Linked DNA regions of Homo sapiens: regions 2 and 3 are each linked to region 1. A link is an interaction called in ENCODE POLR2A ChIA-PET data of the cell type or tissue named here. Cell type or tissue: HepG2. All regions are shown on one strand. Each heading gives the region's core, and the rest is flanking DNA. Links, peaks and the distances in the headings are about the cores only.

Evidence for each region. Peaks named below come from ENCODE experiments on the same cell type or tissue, not always from the same donor. Only the 100,000 strongest peaks of a DNase experiment are listed, where the experiment ranks them.
Region 2: POLR2A ChIA-PET joins it to region 1 with 11 read pairs; 3 of 35 experiments call an interaction of 5 or more read pairs at or near these places.
Region 3: POLR2A ChIA-PET joins it to region 1 with 19 read pairs; 3 of 35 experiments call an interaction of 5 or more read pairs at or near these places.

Annotation. Positions count from the first base shown.
Region 1 is chr20:12,974,975-12,980,474 of GRCh38, forward strand. No RefSeq gene overlaps it. Among named protein-coding and RNA genes, the nearest start is that of LINC01722, 25 kb to the left of the region's middle. In HepG2, for the core only: a CTCF peak has its summit at 4,199; DNase peaks (open chromatin) are centred at 1,887, 2,777 and 4,197; H3K4me3 peaks cover 2,182 bases.
Region 2 is chr20:13,103,455-13,108,954 of GRCh38, forward strand. All of the region lies in intron 6 of SPTLC3 (serine palmitoyltransferase long chain base subunit 3), which reads left to right. It also overlaps a transcript of TASP1 not described here. Among named protein-coding and RNA genes, the nearest start is that of SPTLC3, 97 kb to the left of the region's middle. In HepG2, for the core only: a CTCF peak has its summit at 2,589 (motif pointing left); a DNase peak (open chromatin) is centred at 2,577.
Region 3 is chr20:13,087,275-13,092,774 of GRCh38, forward strand. It overlaps SPTLC3 (serine palmitoyltransferase long chain base subunit 3), which reads left to right. Exons shown (of 12, transcript NM_018327.4): 5 at 3,809-3,933. Among named protein-coding and RNA genes, the nearest start is that of SPTLC3, 81 kb to the left of the region's middle. In HepG2, for the core only: no CTCF peak of the experiment used is centred there; DNase peaks (open chromatin) are centred at 2,867 and 3,297.

The DNA.
Region 1 (5,500 bases), core at 290-5,289:
CACTTGATCATGGTGGATTATCTTTTTGGATATGCTGTTGGAGTCGGTTAGCTATTATTTTGTTAAGGATTCTTGCATCTGTACTCAACAGGTATATTAGTCTGTAGTTTTCTTTTTTTGTTATGTTCTTTCAGTATAATGTATTTTTTGAAGGAAAACATGAATAAACCAATGTTGTATCTACTGAAGTCATTATTGGTGCTCTCTCTCACTTGCAACCTGCCTTCACCTAAGGTCATACGAAGCTTCTAGGGTTCCCTCCTCAGTTTCCTCCTTCTAGGGTTCCCTATCAGATTCAGATTCACCACTTTTTTTGTACCAAACTTATTTTAATGTTCCCTACAATGTTGAAATAAAATTCATAGATCACATGACCTATCTAGACACAAAATCTTTAAAACCATCAATATATTAAACTATAATACAAATAAAACATAAGACAAATGTCTAATAAAAATAAATGTATATAAATTTGCAAATAATCAAGTATGATTAAATTTGAAGATATAATGCAATGATATGAGGGTTGTATCTGTACATATAATGCCACAGCTACAAAGGCAGATGAGTCCAGGTGTGTAGTAGTGGTGGCTCAATTACCATAAGTATTGCTGCCTTAATGTTATTTTCTAAAATGGTAAAATAATCTGGATAACATTCCAAACAAAACAAGTAGAATTTCCCATGATTCACATAATGATTTATTTCTGAAAAATTTAAGGTATATGAAAATTATGCCAAAAAATGCTTTTTTTTCATTTGTTATACAGAATTAGATTCCAAACCAGAAAGATTATAAGCAAGCTTTTTATCCTCATGAATGCCTGGGGCCACTGAAAATCTGTGGGACACTGATCTGTGCATTGGAGGTGTTTACCATCTTCAGTGCACAGAGCTAAATGGCTCAATGCCAGGAGCACACCCTTCCTAATTAACCAAAATTGCCTTCAAAAGTTTCAAAACTTTCTGGGAGGCCATACTCGGCTTCCTGAAAACTTAAATTTTGAGCACACTTGAAGAGGCCCTTCTAGTCAACATTGGTCACAAGTGAGATGCTCCTGGACCAAAGCCATCCTGCTTCCTGGAGCCTGACACCGCTGAGATTTCAGGCCTTAGTTAGGAGCTGGGAGGCTTTACCAAGGTTGATAACCAACCCCAACCTAGCCTTCTCAGATGGACCTCATGACCATACCCCATGAAGCACTGGCTGCTTCCCAGAATGTAGCCACCCAGAGGATGTAGGTCCCTTTCCAGTAAAGAAAAAGTTTACCCTTCTCTCTTCCTTAAAGGCATCTTCCCTTCCCCATTATACTCACTCCAGCCACGGACATCACAATCTCTTCAAATTAAGCCAGCAGTTCTCAGAACGTGATCCAAGAAGTCTTGAGGTCCCTGAGACCCTCTCAGAGAGTCTGAGAGATCAAAAATATTGATATTATAATGTTAGGCACCATTTGCCTTTTTTATTCTTTCAGGAGTGTACAGTGGAGTTTTCCAGAGACTACATAATGTGATACCAGGATAGAATGAATGAACACAGAGCAGACCTGAGAATCCAGCTGTCTTCTTTAAGCTATTAAAGAGATTCATAAAACAAACACAAAGCCACTGATAGATAAAAACCTGTGTGAATATATCCCCTTGGGATCCTCAGTTACTTCTAACAGTGTCAAGGGGTCCTGAGGCCAAAAAGTTTGAGAACCGCTGGTTTAGACTTTCTCAAAAGACAGAAAAGTATTTACTTTCAACAGCTACTATTTCCACAGACCCACTAGCCCCTGAAGCTGGGAAACTAAGATTCAGAGCTGATTCCTTTCCTACAGTGATGCGAAGAGAGGGGCTGGCAGACAGAGGGAAAAAAACAAACAAACCAAAAATGGAAACAACAAAGCTCAGACTTTCACCTCAGTAGATATCCTCGGCTCACATACTTATCAGGCAATGAACATGACAGGCTGGGAGGAGGGTAGGGTGTGTATTTCATTTTCCACACCCAGATAATAGCCATTTAAAAATAAGTGGCCACCACTGGTAATAAACAGCACTCGCCATTCCCACTTACAACTCACTCGGCTTATTCATTCCTTCAGTTAAGAGCTATTGAGGGCCTGCTATGAGCAGGGAAGAAATGGAGTGTTATCCTCACCAACTAGCTTACAGCTAGGAAGAGACCTAAAGGCATAGAGAAAATGAACTCTAATAAAAGTTGAAGGTGAAACGGCCTAACACAAAGGCAAAAATTCAGTTCTATAGGGATTCTGAAGCTTGATTTTTCTGTTTGGAGCAGTGAGCATCATAGCAAGTTACAATTTGAGCCGAGACTCTGGAGAAATAGGCTGCAGAGATTAGACATAGTAGGGAAGGACTTGATGGTGAAGAATAGCATGAAAAAAGCAGAGAGGCAAGAACTGGGGAACAGGTTAGGAAACAGTCAGCTATAGCTAGTTTGGCTGGAATGCAGGGTGTGTGGAATTTACATATGGGAGATTGGGAAATAAAATTAGAGATGTACGTAAGGATCAGATCACAGAGAAGTTTCACTGTCAGGCTAAGGTTGTGACTAGGAAACCATAAGAAGACTTTGAGCTATTACCTTACAAGAGCTGTGCCTTAGAACAGTGAGCCTTGGTGTACAGTGTAGGATCAATTAAAGTAGGAGAAACTGGAAAAGTATAAAATAAAAGACAGGAAGAAGAACCAGGAAATAACATTTATCATGGGATGCATTATAACAGCAAACATTGGCAAGGGTATAGAACAACTATGACTTTTGTACACCGCTGCTTGGAGTATAAAGTTGAAAAGTCACTTCTCAGCATTTTGGCAATTTCCTGCAATGTTTAACTTGACCTTATGACCCAGCAATTTCACTAAGTGTTTGCCCAAAACACAAAAAAACCTAAGTCCACAGAGAAACTTGTACAATAATATGTCCAGCAACTGTGTTCAAAATATCTAAAAACTGGAAATAACCCAAATGTCCATCAAAAAATATTAAATAAATTATAGAATATTCATATAATAGAATATTTAACAATAAAAAGAATGAACTATGATACACCACAACATGGTTGAGTATCAAAAATGTGTTAAGTAAATAAAGAGTATGTGCTCTGTGATTTCACTTACCGTGTTTGAAATCTAAATTCAGAGAAAGTTAATCTTTTATAGAAATTATAGAAATCAAATAGTGGCTGCCTGGGGAGAGATGAGAAGGGAAGGGTGGGGAATGGACTGGAAGGAGCATGAGGGAACTCCCTGGAGGAATACAAATGCTTTGCATATTATTTGGGGTAGTAGTACACATATTATACAATTGTCTGAAACTCACAATCTGAACATGTGATACCTGTGCGTCTTATTTTGTAATAGTTCTGTCTTAGTTAGAAAAAATTCTAGGTCACTGAAAATGTAGCATTCACTCACCCTTCCTGAAAATAAAACTTACAACTAAAAACACTTATTTCTATTATCTGTGGAATCAATCAAAATTAATACAATGGCTGAAATCGTGGTTGGAAAAAAGCTTATTAGTGAGCAATAAAAAAAACTATAGGTGAAAATAAATGTGCTTAGATTTTTAAATCAATTTACTAATTTCTGTAAAAGACAATTAATGTGATAACATTAATACTTAAATTGTGGCCAAAAATTCTGAAAACAGTGGTGAATTTAAAGAAAAGGACATTATTTTAGTCTTGCTGCAGACAAAGCCAATATTACTCTCAAATACCATATTTTTATATTTAAAGTATTTATTGTAGACTCTAGTGAATGTCTTTTTGATTAAGCTCATGGTTCATAAAATTGGCTTTGAAAATAAAACTGATGTGTTTGCACTTATTTCTCACACTGCAAAGTAATATAGTGCTCACTGAAACGTGTCTTTCTATCTATTGAGTAGATAAAGCTCAGGTTTAAAAAAAGGTAGCATATAGCTTTATGCAATTAGCTTAGGAAGCAAAATTAAATTACAATTCATCATCTCTCACTCAGGTAAGCTCTATGTATATACTTAAGGTTACCTGTTTGGAAGTCAGGATTGTATGTTATGTTTAAAAACAAGATAGAGATCTGTGGAGTTTGTCATTCTAGTCACTTGCTTGGGAAGTAAACATGAGTTAAAAGTAGTTGGAAGTCCAAGAGGGAAAATATATCCTTGCACTGTGTGTAACTCATGTACCTCTCTCTAGAGGGAAAGCTAAGCTGCTACCTCTGGAGGGTGTTTTCCAGCGATAAGCAAATACGCAGTGATAAGATCTATGTAGAAATGGGATATTGTGTAGAAATGGGATATTGTGTAGAAAGTTGATTGAGTGGAGAGGGTCATGCAGTGTAATCTCCTGAAATACACTATAATTATTTGGATCTTTCCAGGTTCCCACTTTGGCCACTTAATTCTCTGAACCTCTACTACATGAAGAGACTAGAACTTGATTAGAAAAAAATGGAATGACTCTTAATGAGCAAGTGGATGAATAAATTGTGGTAAATCCCTACAAGTGACTATTAGAAAGCGAATGAGTAGAGTTAATTAATTCCATATTGACATTGTGCACTGTTTATGATACATTATGTAAGAAAAAAAAGCAAGATTCAGTATAATGTTCATTATAATAATATATTTTGGCAAAAACAAACCACAAGGACAAAAATTCCAATACAGATCTAAAAACAGTCCAACAAACAAATGTCATACTAGAAGAACAAATAATATTGTTTGGATTTAAGAGGAAAAATTTGACAGATCTGTTTATAATGCACACAGCAACTGCTATAAGGAAACAGCTCAGGAATGCATAGACTATGAAAGAAAAACCAGGAAAGATGAGTTAGCATGGATAGATGGATGCATGGATGGATGCATGGATGGATGCATGGATGGATGGATGGATGGATGGATGGATACATGGATGGATGCATGGATGGATGGATGGAAACATGAATGGATGGATGGATGGACGGACGGATACATGAATGAATGGATGGATGAATGGGTGGATGGATGGATGGATGGGTGGATGGATGGATGGATGGATGGATGGATGGATGGATGGATAGACGTAAATGAGGAAAAAATAAAGGGAAGAAGGAAAATTATTTTTCTTCAACAATCCAAAGACACTGTTCCTTTATTTTCACAGTATCTTATGCTTTTAATAATAATTCTATTGCTGAAATAACTTTTTTTCCTCTTCATCCTTAGTGTTCTCATATTTCATAATCAGGATCTAGATATGAGTCTTTTCTATTTAAAAAAACTTTTCTTTCAGCTCTGAAAAATATTTTTATATTGCTTCTTAGATAATTTAGAACCCTCAACTCCCCGTGTTCTTTCTTTCTGGCATAACTACTTGCTCGCTGTTGTACCTTCTTGATATATCCTTTATGTCTCTTATTATTTCTTTACAACTTTCTGTCTTGTTTTCTTGTTGTTCTACATTTTAAGAATTTCTTCACTTTTTGTCTCTTTTACTTAAAATGATTCTTTCATACACTT
Region 2 (5,500 bases), core at 251-5,250, 130 kb after region 1:
AAAGTGACATTCATTCATCATCCATCCATCTTTTCATTTACAAAATATGAGTGCCGCTGATAGGCAGACACAAAAATATTTTTGCTGAGCAACCCAGAGAGTAGGGAACCAAAGGGTGTCTCTAAATGCAGATGAAAGTAGTTTTTGTGGGGTCATGGATGACAAAGAATAAACCACCAACCACACCAGGAGCATATGGAAAGTGGAGGCTGAGTTTCAGCCCCAATCTCGCATTCCTGGATCCATAGGAGAGGGAGCAGGGGCACTGAGAAATGGGCAGTGAGTGAAGATCTCACAGTAGATCTAGGCCTTTGGAAAACCCACAGCTGCACAAGAGAAGAGAAAGGAGGAAGCCCTGATGTATGCAACAGTGTTGCCATTTGACAGTGAAATAAGAGGAAAGCTAAATGTCTGGGTTTTTTCTTCCGGAAGACACACTATGAACTATGCCCTACCTTCTTGGAAGATTCTGGGTCCCTTGCTGCCTTGTGCTTTCTTTTCACAAAACTGCATCTTCAGCTTTTCCAGATCCAGGAGGCTTGCTATTATTAGGGTTTTGAATGTAAGAACAGGCACAGGCTCAGGCTGGCTAAGAGCATTTGTCACCTAAGCCTGATTGTAGCTTTGGACACATAGTTGGATTATTCCAAGTATTTAGTAATTCAGTAATCCAGTTAACTATGCTGGCAAAAGGCTAGGACTGTTTTGCACTAGGCACCAGAACATGGTCTCCACATTTTCATTTCTTATAGCTAGATATTTATAACCATCTGATAGGGTTTGGCTGTGTCCCCACCCAAATCTCATCTTGAATTGTAGCTCCCATAATTCCCATGTGTTGTGAGAGGGACCCAGTGGGAGATAATTGAATTATGGGGGCGGTTCCCCCTATACTGTTCTCGTGGTAGTGAATAAGTCTCACGAGATCTAATGGTGTTATAAAGGTTTTCCCCTTTCACTTGGCTCCCACTCTCTCGTCTGCCATCACGTAAGATGTGCCTTTCCCCTTCCGCCATGATTGTGAGGCTTCCCCAGCCACGTGGAGCTGTAAGTCCATTAAACCTCATTTTCTTTATAAATTACCCAGTCTCAGGTATGTCTTTATCAGTAGCGTGAAAATGGACTAATACACCACCAAACCAGCTCAATCCTTTTAGTCCTCTACAAACCAAAAGAAACCTCCTTAGTGAGTCAAATTTTGTGCTGAGTAACACCAAGGCATTATTAATGCTCAAATAGTGGTCATTTTAAGTCCGTGGTGTGTCATTGTGACTCAAGAACCACACTGTACCATAGCACCGTGTGTGTGTGCCTAGATGGTGTCAAAATTATACTTTTATTTTAATTTCCGTATCTCAGAATTTTCTTATTAAATCAACAAGAACAGGTTTGTTTGGAGGGCTTTTGTTTGGGGAACTTTTTTTAACAAAACTTCTGGCATTGTTTTTTTCATCTGCAAAAAACAAAAACCTAACAGTCCTTCCCTACTTCTCAGAGGTGTCATGGGGATTAACATAATGCAAGTGTAAGTGCCTTAATAAGCATCATTATTTTAAAAAAAATCCCTTGCAGATGTAAGCATGCAGCTTGCTGAAACGGTAGAATCCCATAAGGCCTACAGAACATAAATCACAATCCCTTAAATCTGCGGGTTTGTAACCCACGCACTGTAGCCTTGTAGAACGACAGAGAACCAGAGAGGAACATGCCAGGGGCTAAGGTGGGGCCAGAATCCAGGCCGAGCGCAGTCTTCCCTTTTCCTGTGTAGCTTCTGTGATTCTAAGAGGTCGGAGAGTTCATCCCCTGCAGGAGGAAAAAAAAAATGGCTAATTGATTTTCCTTCTGCTCAAGAATCCTGGTGTGTTGACCCTGGGGGGCTGTGAACTCCACCAAAAGCCACTCCCATGGCTATCTCCATTCAAGTCAAACACAACGAAGTCCCTGACTTGGAAAAGACTGGGATTCCTCTTGCTTCCCTCCGCAAAATGTATAAAACACAGCGCGGCCACCGAAAGTCTTGTTTTCATGTCTTGCGTGTTATTTTTAAAAATGGAGAAAAGCTTCTCTTTAGGACTCGTGGTGTTCATTTTAAAATTCTGGATTAATCCATCGTGTTTATGTGACCTTTTTGGTGCAAAAACAACACAGTGGCCTCTGAATTTACATATTTTTTCCAAATCTTAGAATATTCATTTTAAAATGACTACTAATTTAGTTCACTTGGGTTTAGTTTTTATTCCAGTGTCGTCGGAGCCACATTTACCATCTATCATTTCTGCACAAAAACTTATAAATTCCAAGTCCCAAAGGGAAAACATTCTTAACAGGAATGCTTTTATTCACCATCTCTTTATTCCATTCAGAGGATTTGGTTATAGAAGATGAATAATAGTATAAAATATTATAGACATAATAAATAAAAGATTATAGGAAAGGAAGACTGGTTCTCCAAGTCGCAAGGTTTTCTTCAATATTTTAGGAACTCTGCCTAAAGCAAAAGTGAAAAGAAGATACCCAAATAGGTGAAAGTTTATTAACTGAAAATTTCAAAACAAGAAAGCCGCTTTTTGTTTCCTTGGCTGCCATCTAGTGGTTAATAATGTACGCTAAAACACGCTCTTGGGAACGTTCAAAAAATATCTATCTGCTCGTTTTAAAACAAAACAAAAGATACCATCAATTTTTGAAAATATATTGCAGGTAGGAGATATTTATCTTTTCTAATAATTCTTATTTCTATCCACAAGTGGCATTTCCTTGCCTGTCTCCTAGTCTACGTTCTTTCTCCAGGAAAAGAACATTGATGCAATTATTAGGTAATGATTGAGCCTAGTACTGTGTACTAAGACTAGGGCGAGAAGGATGAGGACGAGGTCCCTGACTTCATGGAAGAGAGACATGAAAGCAAAAAACGAACATCGCGATGAGTGCTTAAAAAATAATAGACAAGTCGGGAGGGACACCAAGGAGGAAGCCCTTAACTCTGTTCTGTATTATTGACGAGAAGAGTTTGGGTTAAGACTTCAGTGATGAGTGAGCATTCTCCAGACAGACAAGAGGAAAAAAAGCATGGAGGAGAATCAGGAGGCTGTGTGTTGGGGGATGTTGACAAACTATGTCAGAAAGACAGGCAGAGGCTATATCAGGAAGGGCCATTCGAGATTGTATTAGGCAACTATTACTGGAACAAACCTCAGTTGCCAATAATAATCAGCAAGTATTTCTCACTGGAGGCTGCAGGTGAGCTGGGGTAACCGTGCCCTACGTGCCATTAATCCTCTCCCAGGGCCAACCTGAGACCAGGGGGCTAGCCTGGGCATTTTCTTTTCCTGTCACTAGCAGAAGCACAAGAGAAAGAGTAGAAATGCATAAGACCTCTTCAGATCTAGGTTTGGAACTAGCAAACTGTCTCTTCTCTGTATTCCGTTAGCCAAAGCAAGTCACTTGGCTGAACCCAAGCCAAGGGGCAGGGAAACGTTCTCCACTGGTGAGAGGAAAGGACTGCAAAGTCACAGAAGAAGGAACTCAAATGAGGTGGAAAATGGGCCAGTAATGTAGTCTGCAGCAAGTTCCATCTTGGAAATGGGTTTGAGGTTCCCATATTTGTCTAAAAAATGGTAAGAAAAACATTATATCGATCAAAGTAGAGGTCTCGCTTTGCGTTATGGGTTCCAGACCCCAGGGATACTGAGCATACAAACGTCTGGGCCCTGACCCACACCAACTGATTCAAAATCTCTGAGTAGAAATTTCGAGAATCTGCATTTTAACTGGTTACCCAGATGATTATTTCTATTCATCCTGAAGGTTGAGAACCACTGGAAGATTAATGAGAAAATAGAAAAAAAAGTCAAGGAGAAAACATAAAAGGAAAATGGGTTAAAAGAGGAAATAGTGCTCACAAAGAATACTAGAAATAGTGGGAAAAGGAATAAGAAAAACTAATGAAAAATGGTGTCCAGATGGCAGAGGGAAGAAGCTTAAAAGATAAGTGTGTGTTGAATTGTGTCAAATGCTGCCCACGGTCAAGTAGAACAAGAACTGAAGAAAGCTCTGTAAATTTGTCAATTAGGTAATATTATGTGAAAAGAACACAATAGTGATGCCAGGATATCAGGAGGCCTGTTTTGCAGATAAAAAGAGAAAAAAACAAAGAAAAGGAAAGTGGCATGAAATAAAACAAAGATCCACCATTCTTCCAATTCTTCTTTCACGGGTCCTTACGATCTTGGTGAAATTGATTAATTCCACATTTAAACTGACAAAGCACCTAAAGAGTTAGTTTCTGGCTAGTGATTAAAGAAAGGAAAGGAAAATGACCTTTTTTTTTTTTTTGTATCTGTTGGTTCTGATAACATGCCAGATATTATTGGTAGCATACAGGTAGCATACTATATCTAATACCTAAGGCTTTATATATTTGAATAAAGAATTATTCCCTTAATTCTTCATTATTTCATTATATATTTCCTTTATTTTTTCATTATTTATGTGATGTTTTCTTAAGGATGTTAAAGGAAGTCAAATAGTGTATTAACACTACTGTTTGGATTTCCAAGAGATCTTGCTAGTATGCAGCATCTTATTCATGTCACATGCTTTTTCTGAATTTCAGGACCCGATACCCAGTCTCTAGTGGGTGGATGCTGAGGACAGCTTGGAAGGTGCCATGCTAACAGGGGCCTCTCAGAGATGAGGTTCTGATATTGCACTATCAAATTCTGACTTGTCCTATCCCACTCCAAGTCATAGGAAGTCACCTTTATTTAAATGTGGTTTGCTTAAATGTACTTGATAATTAAAAAGAAACACACACACACAAATATATTCACAACTCTATTTCAAAGAACTATCTTGTGGCCTCATTGAATGTGGCAGAGTTGCAGTGTGGAAAAGTTAATGCAGCCACTAATGCATTCACTCAGCTTTGGGGGAAGCCCTAAAACAGATCTGAGCACAGACTGGAGACTCAAAGACAAAGTTGAAGGGCTCTCCATTGAGACCAAGAACTGCAGCTAATTTGAGCCTAGACCAGTGAGTGATAAGCCAATGCACATACGCTTCTTGAGAGCTTTGTCTGTAGTGGTCAAAACCAGTACTGACTATGCAGCTTTAGATTTATCTTTTTTTTTCACTTTGAGACAGAGTCTCGTTCTGTCACCCAGGCTGAAGTGCAGTGGTGTGATCTCGGCTCACTGCAACATCCGTCTCCTGGGTTCAAGCAATTCTCCTGTCTCAGCCTCCCAAGTAGCTGGGATTAGAGGTGCCTACCACCATACCCACTTAATTTTTTGTATTTTTAGTAGAGACTGGGTTTCACCATGTTGGTCCCGAACTCCTGACCTCAAAGATTTAGCTTTGCTAGATGTCACCTTTTGTGAGCATTTTAAATGGTGTTTCTAATGCCTGGTGAACATTGCATAACAGTCAAGCCAGCAGTTAAGTAGCATCTCCATCTTTTAAAATTAAGATTGGATTCTGGACCTAAGTATTTCAGTTT
Region 3 (5,500 bases), core at 120-5,119, 110 kb after region 1:
AGCAGGTTTTGGAAAGATTAACGGTGGAGAAAGACACATGGAGATGCATCATGAACTTCTGCTCATGCACTTCTGGGTGACTGGGCCAGTTTCCTGACCCTCTGGGCAGGAAAGGGGAAATATATCAAGTTGGCAAAGTGTGGGCACCCTGTGTCTTTACTAGAAGACTTCTCTAGGAATCAGTGTCTTCAAGCTGGTATTCACTGGCTAGTCACCTTGTTGCCTAGGCATTGAATGGCCATTTGATCTTCTTCCCTGTGCCACCTCCTACTCTAAGCTCAGCCCTGTCTTCATTATTCATCAAAAGGCCCCATATAACTCTACAAGTACCTACTATGTGTCGGCACTGTGGCAGACACTGTGGTTGCCAAGACAAACATCTATGACACCATCATAGAATGTCTGACACTATGGCCATCTATGATACTATTGTCAGTATCTATGGAAGTCATGGCATCTCACACACAGTATCTGCACCCCAAGGACTCTTTCTGTACTAGAGAAGATTGCCCTGGGAACATTCTCAGTTCAACTTAATAAGTGCTATAATCATCATATGATAAATGTTATTCAATCTTGGAAGAGAAAAATGACCAGTTTTCCCTGGGGAAGCTGAGAAAGGCATTAGAGAAAAGATGAAGGGCAAAAAATGGTTTTATGTGGAGGAAATAGTACGTGCAACATCGGGAAAGCCTAAAATGGCATTTTTCTCAATCCCTCTGCAAACTTTCAGGAAAGGTAGCCAGAGTCCACACAGCTGGTAATAGAAGACCTAAAGCCAGAACCTAGTCTCCTCATGCCCAGGCTGTTGGCCTTTTCACTGTCTGTTCTTGGAACCATTCCCATTGGGAAGAAGCCTCTTTTAGGTAAACGCGTATCTGGCAAATGATATGCCCATGTTTTATTCCCAAATATCAGTTTCTCTTTCTGTTCCATAATATATCTTTGATAATACAAAGTTTGAAATTACAATGTAAACTTTTAACATTGCACCAAATCTTGAGTCAGATTGACTACTAGAACACTTGTTTTTTGTTGTTGTTGTTGTTGTTTGTTTTTGTCTTTGTTTTTGTTTTTTGAGATGGAGTCTTGCTCTGTCGCCCAGGCTGGAGTGCAGTGGCACCATCTCAGCTCACTACAAGCTCCGCCTCCCGGGTTCACATCATTCTCCTGCCTCAGCCTCCCGAGTAGCTGGGACTACAGGCGCCCGCCACCACGCCCAGCTAATTTTTCGTATTTTTAGTTTCACCGTGTTAGCCAGGATGGTCTCGATCTCCTGACCTCGTGATCTGCCTGCCTTGGCCTCCCAAAGTGCTGGGATTATAGGCTTGAGCCATCGTGCCTGGCCTTTGTTTTTGTTTTAAGATGAAGTCTCTCTCTGTCGCCCAGGGTAGAGTGCAGTGGCTCGATCTCAGCTCACCGCAACCTCTGCCTCCCAAGTTCAAGCAATTCTCCTGCCTCAGCCTCCCAAGTAGATGGGATTATAGGCACCCGCCACTGCACCCGGCTATTTTTTTTTTTTTTTTTTGTATTTTTAGTAGAGATGAGGTTTCCCCATGTTGGCCAGGCTGGTCTTGAACTCCTGACCTTAGGTAATCTGCCCGCCTCAGTCTCCCAAAGTGCTGGGATTACAGGCGTGGGCCACGCGCCCAGCCTAGAACACTTGTTTTACTATGCCTTCTAATAACTTTGGGGATAAACAAATTCTAGTTTGAAAAGCAAGGCCCTTCAGTGTGACCTCTCATGAAGGCCACAGATCACCAAGTGCCTCTTCAACATGAAATGCAATATAAATGTTAGAACTGACCATTCAATACCTTCTTACCATTTTAGCACAGTAAGAAAATTAACGTACAGATTTAAATAAATTCTTATATCATACTTTGTATAGTAAACTATGTTGATCCTTAGGCAGAAGAAAGTATGTTTATAGCGGCCCTAAACATGCTAACAATACTTCCGTAACTTAAATCTGCGCAACAGCTCCTACGTTCTGTGTGTGCAAATTACAGCATCTCTCCACTTGTACATTTATCTGTTATGTTATATCATTCAGAAAGCACTGCTCAATAAAAACATGAGGCAAGACGCATGTGTAATTTAAATTTTCTAATAGCCATATTTAATAAGTAATAAAACAGGTAAAATCAATTTAATTATACATTTTCTTTAACACAGTATATGCAGACTATTGCCATTTAAATGTGTAATCACTATAAAAAAATATCGGGCCAGGTGCAGTGGCTCACGCCTGTAATCCCAGCACTTTGGGAGGCCACAGCGGGTGGATTGACTGAGCTCAGGAGTTCGAGACCAGCCTGCGCAACAAGGTGAAACCTCGTCTCTACTAAAATACAAAAAATTAGCTGGGCATGGGGGCATGCACCTGCAGTCCCAGCTACTTGGGAGGCTGAGGCAGGAGAATTGATTGAACCCGAGAGGCTGAGGTTGCAGTGAGTCAAGATCACACTACTGCATTCCAGCCTGGATGACAGAGCGAGATTCTATCTCAAAAAAAAAAAAAAAAAAACAAAACAATGTGCTATTTTACATTCTTTTTGTCATCGTACTATGGCTTCAGAAAATGGTACATATTTTACACTTACAGCACATCTTCATAAAGACATTAAATTTCCAATAATTAATATGAAATGTAATGCTATCAAAAAATAAATTTGCAGTTGGTGAAATGCAGTTTACTATGCTTTAGCTTTACATTTTAAGTTACTTAAAATAAAATAAAATTTGAAATTCAGTTTCTCAATTGCACTAACCACATGTAGCTGGTGGCTACCATATAGGACTGTGCAGACCTAGGAGTTCAAGTGAAAGCAAACAGAAAATACGGGCAGCATCAACATTTGCTGTAGCAAAGCATAAGGGGATTATGTTTAAGAAGGGATCAAAGGGCAAGTATGTAAGAGATTGTAAAGAGATAAAAACTAAACTTTGGAGTTAAACTAGATTATCTCTGTTGCTTTTTATTGGTAACCTCTTAAGCCTCAGTTTTCTTATCTGTGAAGTAAAAATACCTGCATTATTGGGCTTCTAAGATTAAATGAGAGAACCTAAACAGTGAGCTTAACACAGTATCTAGTACATTCCAAAGGTTCAATAAATTATAACTAGTTTTATTGGTATCTATGGAAATCATGGGATCTGTTTTGCATTTAGGTGTGGGAAAACTCTGATGGGGTTATAATTTAATTAATTACTTGTGAGATGTAGAGTAAAAAGAGAGAAGAATTGTGGGGTTTTTTTGTAAATTATATTTCATTTACAGCATGGTGAAAAGTGCACCAGTCATAGGTATACAGCTCAATGGATCTCCACAAAGCAAACATACCTATGTAACAAATGCAGAAATAGAACATTCAGAGAATCTAAAAACCATCCTCATGCTCCTAACAAAAGTAACTACTATCCTGACTTCTAACACTGCAGATCTGTTTTGTCTGGTTGCATATTTTATGTAAACGAAATGATACAGCCTGTACTTTTTTAGATGTCTGACTTTTTTCACTCAACAACAGATTTGTGAGATTTATCCACAATGTTGTGTGGAGCAGTAGTTCATTCTTTCTCATTGCTGTATTGAATTCCACTGTATAAATACCCCACATTGTATTTTTCCATTCTACAATAGTTGAATATTTGGGCTGTTTCTAGATTAGGGCAATGGCAAATCTTCCTGCTACAAGCACTCTTGTATAGGTCTTTTGGTGATGTGTACGTACTGGAATTTGAGTTTTCAATCTTGGCCTTGTTGAAAAGAGAAGGCTCACTTCTCATGTAATTTTATGTGCAGGCACCTTGGATAAGCACAAGGAGTTGGAGGACCTTGTGGCTAAGTTCCTGAATGTGGAAGCAGCTATGGTCTTTGGGATGGGATTCGCAACTAACTCAATGAATATCCCAGCATTAGTTGGAAAGGTGAGAATTGTTAACCTAATTGTCTTCTACTGTATTACTCCTAAGAACTGTAACTCTGAGTAGGTCCTTGTTAGAAGTATGGCTGAGATGGGCACGGTGGTTCACGCCTGTAATCCTAGCACTTTGGGAGCCCAAGGCGGGCGGATCACGAGGTCAAGAGACCTAGATCATCCTGGCCAACATAGTGAAACCCCGTCTCTACTAAAAATAAAAAAGTTACCTGGGCATGGTGGCACGCACCTGTAGTCCCAGCTACTTGGGAGGCTAAGGCAGGAGAATTGCTTGAACCCAGGAAGTGGAGGTTGCAATGAGCCGAGATCGGGCCACTGCACTCTAGCCTGGTGACAGAGTGAGACTCTGTCTCAAAAAAAAAAAAAGAAAAAAAGAAGAAGTATGGCTGAGAAGGTTCTTTTCGTAGGAGAAACTGATTGGATATTGGTATTTTTGAATAAGTATGCCAGCTTAGTCCAGCAAATCTTGTCATGATATTGCTGATTATATAATTGCAGCCCTAGACATGGGTCAGAATTCATCTTCAATGACAGTTTAACAAAGCAGTCATAATTTTGGGCTCCTGAGTTCCCATCTGCAACTTCTCAGAGCTAATATTTATTAAGCATTTATTTGGACAAAATATTTGTCCTACATTACCCATTTATTTTTTCATTCAATAAACCAATTATTGAGAACCTACTATGTCCTCATATAAGGGAAGATACAAGACATACAAAGATGAACAAGACCTATGTATTTTAAATTTATGTAGTTTAGAGTCTAATGGGGGAAACAATATGCTGAATAAAATAGGACAAATACCATAGAAAAGGCATGCCCATATACGAGGAAGGACAAAGAGCTGCCCAAAACCCTTCCTGAGAAAGTCTGCAATGTCTGTGCAAAAGTGGTGAGAGGAGAACAGAATTTTAACAGATAAATAAGTTGAATTATTTAGGACACGAAGAGGGAACAGCATGTGTAAAATACATAGGTTTGGAGGAACTAGAATATGGAATGGTGGTCAAAGAAAAGACCAGAGATGAAAGCAGGTGCCAAATGGCAATGAGCCATGTAATGACAATCATGCTGGTGTTTGAAATTGTTCCTCAGAAAAAAATGGGAAGTTGGCTGGTTCATTGCAAGTAAGCAAGTACATTAATCAAATTTATGCCTTTGAAAATGTGTCTCATCACAACTACATGCAATGTATGGTCTTAGACTGGATTTTGCACCAAACAACATCAAACGAATGATAATGTCTATAAAAAGCTTAAGACATCATTAGAAAAGTTGGGGAAATTTAAATTTGAACTGTCTATCAAATGATAGTATTGTAGAAGCATTGAACTTCTTGGATGTGATCACTGAATTGTGATTTTTTATAGGAGAATGTCCTGTTCTTAGGGAAGGTGAGGTAGAGGCTTATAGATAACTCCTAAATGTTCCGCCAGAAAAATTACAAATATGCATATATCTAGAGTACAAATATATGGGAATTTTTGTGGCTTTTGCCTCAAAAAAACTCAAAGCATGCTGTATGTGAAACTACAGAAATATAATGGAGTATTCA